Regions from separate parts of the Homo sapiens genome. Here region 2 is linked to region 1. The links are chromatin loops, found by intact Hi-C in ENCODE. Cell type or tissue: ascending aorta. All regions are shown on one strand. Each heading gives the region's core, and the rest is flanking DNA. Links, peaks and the distances in the headings are about the cores only. Region 1 overlaps TTC27 (tetratricopeptide repeat domain 27). Region 2 overlaps TTC27 (tetratricopeptide repeat domain 27).

Region 1 (4,393 bases), core at 100-4,099:
TGGCCTTACTATATTTGGGGTTCGTTCATTTTGCCATTCAAATGCTGCATTATCAAGAGAGTTGCGTAGTCCACTACCTGTAGAACAGAATTAGACAGTTACTTCTGCCTCCGCAGGGTAGTACTGTAGAAAATTCTCTTTACTTCCCCAACGCAGAAATCTTGGAAATTAGTCAGATCATGTGACAGGATGAATGCACAATTTGTCTAAGTTTCTGTCAATGTTGAGGCATTTAGCTCATAATCTGAACTTCTGCCAATTCCCCTGATTCAGAACTTGATATTACTTTGTTTGTTGAAGTTACTGCATCCCTGAGGAATAAGAGGAAAATGATTTTAAAATTACATGTATATATTAAGACAGTGTTGTGTTTTTTTAATTGTTTTAGTTTCTATGAAAATCTGTTCCCTTCCACAGCAGTGTAAAGTGATAAAATGGTAAACTTAAAACTTGAGGAAAAGGCTGGGGGCGGTGGCTCATGCCTGTAATCCCAGCACTTTGGGAGGCTGAGGTGTGTGGATCACCTGAGGTCAGGAGTTCAAGACTAGCCTGGCCAAAATGGTGAAACCTTGTCTCTACTAAAAATACAAAAATTAACTGGGCGTGGTGGCAGGCACCTGTAATCCCAGCTACTCAGGAAGCTGAGGCAGGAGAATTGCTTGAACCCATGATGTGGAGTTTGCAGTGAGCCGAGATTGTGCCACTGCACTCCAGCCTGGTGACAGAGTGAGACTCTGTCTCAAAAAGAAAAAAAAAAGACTTAAGGAAAATAAGCTAGAAAGGACCCCCTTAGGAAAAAGTTTAATCTTGTTCTATTATGTGTTGAGGAAATGCAGGTGTGATGAAGTCAGGTAACCTTGCCCCAGTTTGTCTGGCTAGTTAGTGACAGTCTGGACTACACAGACTTACATGGTTGCCGGCAGTTACACTGAAGGCTTCAACGGCAAGTCCTAAGGAATGGCAGATTTGGAAGAGATCTCTAAGTGAGACGTGCCAAACTTGAAAAGAAAATGTTTAATCACAACTAAAGGTAAATAAATCATGATTATAAGATCCACAGAAGAAGAAGAAACTCCAAGTCGAGGACAATCTATTAAAAACACCCTGTCTTCTGAAATTATTTCAGGCTGCAATTTTTTATTGCATGTTCAAGGCAGTGGTGATGTTAGTGACAATGAAGAAAATAATGTTTATGGAAACTATTTTAATGGCTATGATTCAGAAGCTGCTTGAAATAAAATAAGATTATATTCTTCAGTAATCATTTACACCCTGCTTTTCTACCAGTGGAGTATAAAATAGTGTTCTCTATCGTCATTCTGCCTTTCCTTCCGCATCTGATCTAAATTCTTTTTTTTTCTTTTTTTTCTTTTTTTAAATGAGGCAGAGTCTCACTTTGTCACCCAGGCTGGAGTGCAATGGCATGATCTCGGGACTGCGATCTCCACCTCCTGGGCTCACCTGTTTCTCCTGCCTTAGCCTCCCAACTACAGGTGTGCGTCACCACGTCTGTCAATTTTTGTATTTTTTATAGAGACAAGGTTTCACCACATTACCCGGGCTGGTCTTGAACTCCTGGGCTTAAGCTATTCACCTTCCTTCGCCTCCCACAGTGTTGGGATTACAGGCATGAGACACTGCACCCAGCCTTAAATTCTTATATTCAACATTTTATCAGAAGATCACATCCTTTTCTTTTATATGCTGTGGTTTATGTGCATCTCCCAAAGTTGATGTGGTGGAAACTTAATCCCCAATGCAAAAGTATTGAGAGATGGCACCTTTAAGAGGTGATTAGGTCATTAATGGATTAATGCCAGTATTTCAGGGGTTAGGTTCCTGATAAAAGAATGAGTTTGGCTTCCTTCCCTCTCTCTCTCTTGCTCTCACTCTCCCTCTTGTGCCTCTGCCATGGGATGATGCAGCAAGAGGTCTTTTCCAGATGCTGGCCCTTCCATCTTAGACTTCCCCGTCTCCAGAACTATAAGAAATAAAATCTCTGCTCGTTATAGGTGACCCAATCCTAATATTCTATTACAGCAACACAAAGGGGCTAAAACATTTTATAATCCAAATGTGAAGCAAATTAATGGAAACTACATATATTCAAAGGGACCACCTTATTTATGTCCAAAACAAAACATTTTTGAAAAAAAAATTGTGCAAACCAAATTTGTCATTGTCTTCTTTCATATCAAACTCCTTTCACATGGTGTTAGATAAACTTAGTTCAGTCTTTGGAGATCAATGTTAGATTGTTTTATGTTTATTACTGAAATAATCTTGATAATGAATTTTAATTACTTGGTTACCTCTTACACCTGTTAATTTAAGTCGTGAAGTTCTGTCCCTGTCCAAGCCGTTGTGCCTCTGAAGATATTTGTCCAACAGGAATATTTTTCTTCTTCCTTGGATTTCCAGGAGGACATTGCATTGAATTGGAAATTTGAGATTATTGCAGTTTTCTGTCCCTGAAGTCTGTTTATACTGCAATTTGACTTTCTTAACTGTGTTAATTAAGTCAGATTTCACAATTTTTAAATGACTTTTTTCCTAGAATATTTGTTCTTTTTTTTGACTTTTAACTTAGGCTCAGGGGTACATGTGCAAGTTGTTAAGTAGGTAAATTGTGTGTCTCAGGGTTTTGGTGTACAGATTATTTCGTCACTCAGGTAATAAGCATAGTACCTGATAAGTAATTTTTCAATTCTTAGCTCCTTCCGCTCTCCACCCTCAAGTAGGCCTCAATGTCTGTTGTTCCCTTCTTTGTATCCATGTGTATCCAACATTTAGCTCCCAATTATAAGTGAGAGTATGCACTATTTGGTTTTCTGTCCTTGCATTAGTTTGCTTAAGTTAATGGCCTCTGGCTCCATCTTTGTTGCTGCAAAGAACATAATCTTGTTCTTTTTTAGGGTTGCGTAGTATTCCATGGTGTATATGCAGCGCACCCCCGCCCCCCCGCCTTTTTTTTTTTTTGAGATGGAGTCTCGCTCTGTCGCCCAGGCTGGAGTGCAGTGGTACCATCTCGGCTCACTGAAAGCTCCACCTCCCGGGTTCACACCATTCTCCTGCCTCAGTCTCCCGAGTATCTGGCACTACAGGAGCCTGCCACCATGCCTGGCTAATTTTTTGTATTTTTAGTAGAGGCAGGGTTTCACCATGTTAGCCAGGATGGTCTCGATCTCCTGACCTTGTGATCTGCTTACCTCGGCCTCCCAAAGTGCTGGGATTACAGGCGTGAGCCACTGCACCTGGCCAGGCCTACCCCATTTTCTTTATTTAGTCTACTGTTGATGGGAATTTAGGTTGAGTCCATGCCTTTGCTATTGTGAATAGTGCTGTAATGAACATACACACACATGTGTCTTTATGGTAGACTGATTTATAATCCTTTGGGTATATAAACAGTAATGAGATTGCTGAGTCTGATGGTAGTTCTGTTTTAAGTTCTTTGAGAAATTGCCAAGCTGCTTTCCACAATGGCTGAACTAATTTACATTCCCATCAACGGTATGTAAGTGTTCCCTTTTTTCCACAACCTCTTTAGCATGTTATTTTGTGACTTTTTAATACCCATTCTGACTATTGTGAGATGGTATCTCATTGTAGTTTTGATTTATATTTCTCCAGTGATTAGTGATGTTAAGCATTTTTTTCATATGCTTGTTGGCTGTGCATATGTCTTCTTTTGAAAAGTGACTGTTCATGTCCTTTGCCCACTTTTTAATGGGGTTGTTTTTTGTTTTTTGTTTAAGTTCCTTATAGATTATGGATATCAGACCTTTGTTGGATGCATTTGCAAATATTTTCTCTCATTTTGTAGGTTGTCTCTTTACTCTGTTGATTGTTTTGTTGTGCAAAAGCTCTTTTGTTTAATTTGGTTCCATTTGTCAATTTTTGTTTTTGTTGAAATTGCTTTTGGCATCTTCATCATGGAATCTTTGCCAGTCCCTACATTCAGAATAGTACTTTCTAGGTTATCTTCCAGGGATTTTATAGTTTTTGGTTTTACATTTAAGTCTTTAATCCATCTTGAGTTGATTTTTGCATATGGGGTAAGAAAGGGGTCCAGTTTCAGTCTTCTGCATGTGGTTAGCCAGTTATCCCAGCACCATTTGTTGAATAAGGAGTCCTTTCCCCATTGTTTGTTTTTGTCAACTTTCTCAAAGATCACATGTTGTAGGTGTGTGGCTCTGTTCCTGGGCTCTCTATTCTGTTCCATTGGTCTGTGTGTCTGTTTTTTGTACCAGTACCATGCTATTTTTGTTTCTGTGGCCTTGTGGTACAGTTTGAAGTATGATAATGTGATTCCTCCAGCATTAGAACATCTGTTCTCGATACTGTGTAGTTGCATGCATGCTTTGAAGGAGTGGGGATTTTTATCATAGTT
Region 2 (4,393 bases), core at 292-4,291, 66 kb before region 1:
GTGTCTTGTGAGTATACTACTGCTCCCTGCTGTCTGGGAGGTTCTAAACTATTGTGACTTCTCAGTCAGACCATTCTGTAATAAGTGTTATAATCAGGAGATAAAATCTAGAAATTATCTAAAGCAAGACCTCAAGTTCACTTTTTTATTAATGCCTCAATTTTTTCTTTCTTTGTTTCTTTTTTTAAAATTGTATTATTATTATGCTTTAAGTTTTAGGGTACATGTGCACAATGTGCAGGTTTGTTATATATGTATACATGTGCCATGTTGGTGTGCTGTACCCATTAACTCGTCATTTAGCATTAGATATATCTCCTAATGCTATCCCTCCCGCCTCCCCCCAATTTTTTCTTTCTTTTTTTATTTTTTTGAGACAGAGTTTTACTCTGTCGCCCAGGCTGGAGTGCAGTGGCGTGATCTCAGCTCAGTGCAACCTCCGCCTCCCGGGTTCAAGTGATTCTCCTGCCTCAGCCTCCCAAGTAGCTGGGACTACAGGTATGCACCACCAGGCCCGGCTAATTTTTTTTGTATTTTTCGGAGAGATGGATTTTCACCATGTTGGTCAGGCTGGTCTCGAACTCCTGACCTCAATGATCTGCTTGCCTCAGCCTCCCAAAGTGCTGGGATTACAGGTGTGAGCCACAGTGCCCGGCCTCAATTTTCAATTTTAATTTTTTTTTTTGAGATGGAGTCTCGCTCTGTCGCCCAGGCTGGAGTGCAGTGGTGCAATCTTGGCTCCCTGCAACCTCTGCCTCCTGGGTTCACGCGATTCTCCTGCCTCAGCCTCCCGAGGAGCTGGGACTACAGGCGCCCACCACCATGTGCAGCTAATTTTTTGCATTTTTAGTAGAGACGGGGTTTCACCATGTTAGCCCAGATGGTCTCGATCTCCTGACCTCGTGATCCACCTGCCTTGGCCTCCCACAGTGCTGGGATTACAGGTGTGAGCCACCATGCCTGGCTCAATTTTTTAAGTTTTATTTTTGTAGAGATGGGATCTCACTGCATTGCCCAGGCTTGTCTGAAACTCGTGGCTTCAAGTGATCTTCCTACCTTGGCTTCCCAAAGTGCTGGGATTAACAGGCATAAGCTACTGTGCCAGCCCTCTATTTTTATATTAAGCAATTCTTGACAAACTGAAAAGGTCTGTTACACTGACTAGTAGAAAAATAGGCTATGCTTTCTATATTTGGTTTTTTTTTTTTTTTTTTTGGAGACCGACTCTCACTCTGTCTGTCTCCCAGGCTGGAGTGCAGTGGCGCGATCTCTGCTCACTGCAAGCTCCACCTTCCGGGTTCATGCCATTCTCCTGCCTCAGCCCCCCAAGTAGCTGGGACTACAGGCTCCCACCAGTACGCCCAGCTAATTTTTTGTATTATTAGTAGAGATGGGATTTCATTGTGTTGGCCAGGAAGGTCTTGATCTCCTGACCTTGTGATCCGCCTGCCTCAGCCTCCCAAAGTGCTGAGATTACAGGCATGAGCCACCGCGCCCGGCCTCTATATTTGTTTTATTCTTCCCTCCCCCATATAAAGATTTTTGGTTTGAGAGTTAATTTATAGATCTGATTTTTGAGAGTTCAGCATATTATATGTTTTTTTTTGTTTGTTTTTTGTTTTTTTTTTTTTAGAGTCAGAGTCTCTTCTCTGTTGCCCAACCTGGAGTACAGTGGTGTGATCACAGCTGACTATAACCTTAAACTCCTGAGTAGCTAGGTTTACAGATACGCACCACCACACTCAGCTACCTAAAAAACAATTTTTGTAGAAATGGGGTCTCTCTGTGTTGCCCAGGCTGGTCTTGAATTTATGGCCTCAAGTGAGCTTCCTGCTACCCAAAGTGCTGGGATTGCAAGTGTGAGCCACCGTGCCTGGCCTTGTATTATGTGTTTTCTTAAAAGTGAAATCTTTTTGACTGGATGTATCTAAATTCCCATGTCTAGAAAAGTAAAAGAATAAGCTGCCAGACCTGACTCACTTATTGCTGACAGCAGATAAGGGACAGATAATTGAGATGTAAACTGACTTCATGCTATAGTGATAGGAAAAGAATGAAAATGACGCAACACCTCAGGGAATTCAGTTAAAAACTGTCTGAAATTTCTTTGCTATTAGATAATTTTATATTTCCTTACATGGACTGAGGAAACAGTATTAATTTGAAAGGATTTTGTCATGGAGTCAAAATTCATTTGTGGTTGCATCACGGTTGTAGTAGTTGTGGTGTATAACACTTTAGAAGCGAACCAGGCTATGGTGTGTAGCAGTTTAGAAGGGAACGTCTTAGTCAAATGAAGAAATTAAGTTCAAGCAAAAAAGTTCTTTGGAGCCAGGTGCTGTGGCATATACCTGTCGTCCCAGGTACTTAGAAATCTGAGGCAGGAGGATGGCTTGAGTCCAGGAGTTCAAAGCTGCAGTGTGCTATGATGACTCCTGTAAATAGCCACTGCACTCCAACCTGGACAGTGTACTGAGACCCCATCTCAAAAAAAAGCTTTTTGGTAATTGTCATCTCATATTTGCAGGTAACTAAAAGGAAAACTAATTGTTAGACTTTCATGTAATATAATGTAAAGTAATATAGTTACAAATAATTTATAATGAGCTTATCAAAATTACTTATCATAACTTGTACACATGTACATATACACACATGCACATACATAGAGGAAGCTCTGGAGGAATGTAAACCTTTGTCACTGATTTTTTCCGCTGGAGGAGGATGATATTGGGGCTGTGGAAGAGAGATTTTCACTCTTCACCGTATATACTTTTTTTTTTGAGACGGAGTTTCACTCTTGTTGCCCAAGCTGGAGTGCAGTGGTGCAATCTTGGCTCACTGCAACCTCCGCCTCCTGGGTTCAAGTGATTCTCCTGCTTCAACCTCCCGAGTAGCTGGGATTACAGGCGCATGCCACCACACCTGGCTAATTTTTCGTATTTTTAGTAGGAACCGGGTTTCATCATGTTAGCCAGGCTGCTCTTGAACTCCTGACCTCAGGTGATCAGCCCCACCTCGGCCTCCCATAGTGCTAGGACTACAGGTGTGAACCACTGCACCTGGCACCCCCCCTTTTTTTTTTTTTTTTTTTTTAAAACAGACTTAGTCTTACAGTGTTGCCCACCTGGTCTCAAACTCCTAGCCTCGAGTGATCTTCTCATTTCAGCCTCCTGAGTAGCTGGGATTATAGGTGTGAGGTACCATACCTGGCCATACTTTTATATTGGCTTGTTGTTCCTTGTTTTTATTTTTTTTAAGTAAATATATGTTGATCAAGTAAGAAAAAGCATCAGCGAATAAAAGAAAAAGCTACTATATGCTCAGCTTGTGCATTAGTCAAGACAATGTCTAAAATCCAGTTTCCTACTGGGTGCAGTGCCTCACATCTGTAATCCCAGCACTTTGGGAGGCCAAGGTGGGTGGATCACTTGAGCCCAGGAGTTGGAGACCAACCTGGGCAACATGGCAAAACCCCATCTCTACCAAAAAATACAAAAATTAGCTGGGCATGGTGACATGGCCAGTAGTCCTAGCAACTCAGGAAGCTGAAGTGGGAGGATCACGTGAGCCTGAGGAGGTCCAGGCTGCAGTGAGCTGTGATCATGCCACTGCACTCCAGCCTGGGCGACAGAGTCAGACCTTGCCTCAAAAAAATAAAATAAAAAATAAAAAAAAGCAGTTTCTGCCCTCAGAAATGTATGGCTCAAATAGAGTTATAAACTTGAAAAACAGGTGCTGTCCAATATGATGCCAACTTCTAGGAACAGTGTAGAAGTTCAAAGAAGTGAAAGATCAGTATGTGCCACACTAGCAGGAGAAGACTGTAAGGAAGAGGTTTCATACAGGTGTGGAAGCAATCTTCTCAGATTGGGGGAACATCTGAATCCAAGGTATTTCTTACTGTGTAGATTATGTAAAATACATTGCTTTGAGGAGGATATAGAGATGAATAAGACATGATTTCTTACCTTGTTGGGTAGTAGACGGTGAACAACATTGGAACCTGAGATGACATACATAAAATACAGTGGAATGTGTTTGCAAGGGAATTACAGATAATGTGCTGGAAGTTCAGGTGATGGAAAAATCACCCCCACAGGGGGTTCTTGTGGGGCCTCTGAAGGAGTTGGTACTCGGATTAAAGTGGTGATAGAGTGCCACAGAGCAGGATGAATACAACATTTTTTTTTTTTTTTTTGAGACAGGGTCTCGCTGTGTTGCCCAGGCTAGAGTGCAATGGTGCATCCTCGGCTCACTGCAACCTCTGCCTCCCAGGTTTAAGCAATTCTCCTGCCTCAAGTCTCCCGAGTAGCTGGGACTACAGGCGCCTGCCACCACGCCCAGCTAATTTTTATATTTTTAATAGAGGCAGGGTTTCACCATGTTGGCC

The links. A loop is a pair of places that touch in the nucleus more often than their neighbours do. Peaks named below come from ENCODE experiments on the same cell type or tissue, not always from the same donor. Only the 100,000 strongest peaks of a DNase experiment are listed, where the experiment ranks them.
Region 2: it touches region 1 in a loop (3-fold over the local background); 2 of 110 quality-filtered maps call a loop at or near these places.

The regions. Positions count from the first base shown.
Region 1 is chr2:32,711,198-32,715,590 of GRCh38, forward strand. The region is part of intron 10 of TTC27 (tetratricopeptide repeat domain 27); the gene reads left to right. Among named protein-coding and RNA genes, the nearest start is that of MIR4765, 78 kb to the left of the region's middle. In ascending aorta, for the core only: no CTCF peak of the experiment used is centred there; a DNase peak (open chromatin) is centred at 1,916; H3K4me3 peaks cover 1,074 bases; H3K27ac peaks cover 4,000 bases.
Region 2 is chr2:32,645,362-32,649,754 of GRCh38, forward strand. All of the region lies in intron 4 of TTC27 (tetratricopeptide repeat domain 27), which reads left to right. Among named protein-coding and RNA genes, the nearest start is that of MIR4765, 12 kb to the left of the region's middle. In ascending aorta, for the core only: no CTCF peak of the experiment used is centred there; DNase peaks (open chromatin) are centred at 1,317 and 1,860; H3K27ac peaks cover 3,653 bases.